Regions from separate parts of the Homo sapiens genome. Here region 2 is linked to region 1. Evidence: read pairs that join two places in POLR2A ChIA-PET (ENCODE). Cell type or tissue: A673. All regions are shown on one strand.

Evidence for each region. Peaks named below come from ENCODE experiments on the same cell type or tissue, not always from the same donor. Only the 100,000 strongest peaks of a DNase experiment are listed, where the experiment ranks them.
Region 2: POLR2A ChIA-PET joins it to region 1 with 17 read pairs; 1 of 35 experiments calls an interaction of 5 or more read pairs at or near these places.

Annotation. Positions count from the first base shown.
Region 1 is chr2:199,485,116-199,487,615 of GRCh38, reverse strand. No RefSeq gene overlaps it. Among named protein-coding and RNA genes, the nearest start is that of SATB2-AS1, 18 kb to the right of the region's middle. In A673, CTCF peaks have their summits at 1,451 (motif pointing left) and 2,479 (motif pointing right); DNase peaks (open chromatin) are centred at 1,465 and 2,485.
Region 2 is chr2:199,661,204-199,663,703 of GRCh38, reverse strand. No RefSeq gene overlaps it. Among named protein-coding and RNA genes, the nearest start is that of LINC01877, 54 kb to the right of the region's middle. In A673, no CTCF peak of the experiment used is centred here; a DNase peak (open chromatin) is centred at 1,253.

The DNA of each region.
Region 1 (2,500 bases):
TACGGAGATGAGGAAGAGCTGGTCCCTATTTTCAGGGTTTTCTCTGTCTAGCAGGATACTTGGTAAGTACTCAACACATGCTTGTTGAATTAAATTCAGAGCCAAGAAACACTTGAGGTGATTACATTCACTAACTCTGTCATCCTTAAATGGCCAGATCCTGCAGTTATCCCTTGTCTTGGCCACTGCACTGTCCCTACTCAAGAAGATGCAGGCCAGGCATGGTGGCTCATGCCTGTAATCCCAGCACTTTGGGAGGCTGAGGCAGGCAGATCACCTGAGGTCAGGAGTTTGAGACCAGCCTGGCCAACATGGTGAAACCCCGTCTCTACTAAAAAATACAAAAATTAGCTGGGCATGGTTGCACATGCCTGTAGTCACAGATACTCGGGAGGCTGAGGCAAGAAAATCACTTGAACCTGGGAGGAGGTGGAGGTTGCAGTGAGCCAAGATTATGCCACCGCCTGCACTCCAGCCTGGGTGACAGAGCAAGGCTCTGTCAAAAAAAAAAAAAAAAAGTTTAAGTTCCTATTGAAATACAAAAGTTTCTAGGAGAAGAGGGAGGAACTTGTATATTTCAAACATATTGTGTGTGGGGTGTGTGTGGTGCTTGGCAGTTAATAAAGGGAAGAGTAGAGAGGCTTAACTCTTCTAATTCCCTCTTATTACCATGGAGCCTCAGGTTATCTTGTTAGCAGTTTGGAAACCTTGGAAACTTGGCTTTGAGGATCTAGGAAACAAAATGGCACTGGGCAAAGACTGTTATGCATGGCAGTGACTTACTTTAGTGCTATGCTGTCCAATCCAGTAGCCCCCAGCCACATGTGGCTCTGGAGCCCTTGGAATTCAGCTAGTCCAAAACTGAAATGTATTATAAATATAAAACACATACTGATTTTCAGAGTTAGTGTGGGGAAAAAAAGAACATGAAATATCTGAACAATGTTTTGTATTGATTACATGTTGAAAATATTTTAGAGGCCGGGCACGGTGGCTCATGCCTGTAATCCCAGCACTTTGGGAGGCCGAGGCGGGCGGATCACGAGGTCAGGAGATCGAGACCGTCCTGGCTAACATAGTGAAACCCCATCTCTACTAAAATTACAAAAAATTAGCCGGGCGTGGTTGCAGGCGCCTGTAGTCCCAGCAACTCGGGAGGCTGAGGCAGGAGAATGGCGTGAACCCGGGAGGCGGAGCTTGCAGTGAGCTGAGATCGTGCCACTGCACTCCAGCCTGGGCGGCAGAGCGAGACTCCGTCTCAAAAAAAAAAAAAAAAAAAAAAAAAAAAGAAAAGAAAATATTTTAGATATGTTGGGCTAAATAAAATACATTATTAAAATTAATTCTACTATTTTATTTTTAAAAGATGGCTACTAGAGCATTTAAAATTACATAAGTTGCATTATATTTGTATTGGACAGCATGGCTCTAGTGGCTAGGAGGACAGACCCCCACCTAGAGGGCGCTAAAGTCCAGTGCATGGGCAGAGGTGCTACCGAATGAGACTGCAAAGGCAGGAATGTCACTATGAGAAAAGGGTGGCCTCAAAGCAGGGGGAGTAACAAAAACTCCCCAACGTGTCTGGTTTGCAGCCTGGCTAAACACACAGGAATTTCCAGCTTGTCTTCCCATCCCAAGCACTTTGATTTCGTTTGTGTGGACTCCTGTCCTAGAGAATGGTGTGGGGATGAGGTGCAGCTCTCTATGACTCTAACTAGATTTGACTTGGGGTTAGCTTCTGAGATGATACCAGGTTCTACATGTGGAATCTACGTTGTAGATTACTGAGATGTTGGATATGAGCTTGTTACCACATCAAGCTTAGGAAAGCTGATAATTCTGTTTATTTGGTTGATATAAAAATTTCAGATAATACATTTTATGTGTAAGAACTTGCTTTATTGTTTTTCTAAACTGACATTGTGGTTTGACTCATAGACATTGATATCAAAGCAGGAATAGCTGAATTTTGCATAGTACTTTACAGTTTTCAAAGTCCTTTTCAGCAAATTATCACTTTTTATTGTCACAACATCTTGTGAGGCAGACAAGGCATGTATAGATTTTTATCCATATGTTATAGCTAAGAAACCAAAAAAAAGGTTGCCTTGACCAGCATTTAAAAGCTGTTAAGTGACAGAACTAGTGATGGATCATGGAAGATCTGATTGGATACCTTGGCTTCTGGTCTCTGGTGGCTTCTACTGGTGCATAGAGGGTGACTGAGGTGGGGCAGGGAATGAGTGGTCCATAGTTGCCTGAATTCAAGCAATTATGTCCCCTTAAGGGTGAGGAAAATAATTTATAGGGTTTGGATGTCAAGATTTGGAAAGCTGCCTTTAGGAAATGGAGGGAAGGAGCCTAATTGGAGTACTGCCTTCACTCAGCATGAATGGCTTTGAAGTCCCTGTCTCTGTTTGATTCCTTCAGCAACCTCCCTGCTCTGAAAGGCCCTGCTGGTTCCTCTGCTTTAGGCAGAGCCCAGCAGAGGGTGCTGGGA
Region 2 (2,500 bases), 180 kb before region 1:
TCTGTATAGATAGAAGAGTTTGCTTTGTCTATAGATCCCATTGTACAGCTTGAAGAAGAGAAGAATTATTTTCTCAAAATCTCAAAAATCATATTTCTGCAATTTTCTCAATCTCAGAATCACATCTAATTTCTGATCAAATTGGCAACACTCTCTAGTTCTAAGTGTTCAGTTCATCTGGAAAGAACTTGGTGCAATTTGTGTAATTACTTTACAGCTATCTGCAAAACAAACTGTGGGAGTCACGTCTCTGTCGATGAATGTATAGATTCAGGTCACTAGAACATAATCCTGAAACTGACATTCTCTGTAAGATTTTTCTCCTCTTTCGGTTCTCCTTTTTTTTTTTTTTTTTTTTTTTTTTTTGAGAAAGGGTTTCTCTCTGTCACCCAGGCTGGAATGTAGTTGCACAATCACGACTCACTGCAGTCTTGACCTCCTGGGCTCAGGTGATCCTCCCACCTCCCTCCCAAGTCGCTGAGAATACAGGTGTGTGCCACTACACCCAGCTAATTTTTGTATTTTTTGTAGAGATGGGTTTTCGCCATGTTTCCCAGCCTGTCTCCTTTCCTTTTTATGATTGAATCCTTTTGAAAAGAATGTTGTTTTGTTATAAAATTTTAATAAATGAAGAATTTATTTTGGTGTTAAAATCTTAAACCCTATTAGATGGTACCATAAGGGTTTGTATTCTACTCAGGATATGTCCAAGGAAATGATAGGATTTGTTTGCATAAGATGGTAACAATATCTTATCTTTTGAGGCTAATCTTTAAAACCCAAGAGTATGTGTTAATTGTTGGGTTGTCCTTTTTCTTCTATAGCATCAAAATATTATATAAGTTATTGTTAATAATTTTCAATGAATTCTTTATGATTTAAATAAAAATCATTCTTATTGGGCTCATATGTTTTACCCCCACAAAATTGTGAATAGAATTTGTACAGTTTCATGAACTCTGAAATAACAAATGTAGGCAATTTTCTTTTTCTTTTTTCTTACTCAGAGGTTTCCAACACATTTTATTTTGCAGACCACTGGTTTGTAGCTTTTTAGGACCAACATCTGTATCAATTCCTATAAAATGTTCAATCAATTTCAGTTCCATAGCAGGCTCTTCCATGCTGCGCACCATGCTTATGGCTGAAGGTCTAGTTACACACGCATAAAGGCTGCCCTTCCCGCTGGTTCCTGGACGAGGGCGCATCCAAGTTAAAGCCTCTTCCAGGAGCTCCATCTTCGCAGGGGGTCATTTCCTTTGGCAGTAAGTCAGTTTATGTGTGCGGCTTTGGTGCCTGTGAGCAGGAAGCACCAGAAACGTGCAGGATGTGCTATTTTTTCTCTGATGAAGATGGGCACTTGAGGATCCAGTGCTTGTGCTTAATGACAGGAATCCCTCAATTGCTTAGTAGGTTAAAATATAAGGAAGCCTCCACTTTATGCAACACAGATAACACCTAAATATAGGTCCCATGAAAGACTTAAAAGTTTTATAAAACTAAAATCTAGTTTTTCCCAATAAATTGTACTTTAGGCAAAACCCTCCCAATGCTTCTAAAATAATACTAAAAGGGGAATCTGATTATACAAGAGCAATTTAAAAAATTAAATATTTATTTGAATAACAAGTTTAAGTTGGAGCTGCAATGTTGGCCATGCAGGTTTTTAACACAGATCACAAAAAGCGTGCACAAAAAAGTACTGGTGCAAAGGACAAAATAATGCTAAGAATTAGGCTAAATATCTGCTGATTTCAAGAAAACAAAAGGCCTGAAATCACTGTACAAAATAGAAAATGTATTAAACACTAACATCCACAGAACAGTCTTTATTATTGATTATATTTAAAATTTATTTGCGTAATTATATATTTTGTAAATGAGTATTATACATGAGCCTCCTTTTGGAAGGCATTTCCTTGTAGCACTATAGAACGTCTAATTACATTGCAAAAAGTATCGTTCTTTGCTATCGATAAAGAAAACAGTTAGTGGTATTATTGTAAATATCAGAAAGGCTACAAAAAAGAAATAAGATTTCTTTTTTGTCTCTTCAAAGTGTTTTCCATGCAGTGAAGCACTTGCCCTGTTTAACTGAGTGCACTACTAGAGAATGTTCTGGGTCTGAGATGCTCTTGAGAGACAAGACTAGGCTTTTCCAAATCAAACATTCAAAGGAATCATGCAACCCTCTTATGACTGAGATACCGTCATGTGCCACTTATCAATGCTGTCTCTCCAGAAAACCATTCAAGACGCTTAAAAAAAATCAGACTTATGATAAATATACATAAAATGAAGACACCAACTGCTATTTGACAAGACTACTGGTAATGTCTGTGCTATGTGAAAGCACCTTTAAAAAGAGCCTATGCAGCAAGAGATAAGTGTCTAAAGATTCAAAATGAATCAACAGTATTGGATAACAATATAATTCTCAACTCAGAAGCTGCCTCAAGATTGGGTGCATCTTCAGTTAATGTAACAGGAAAAAAAGGTG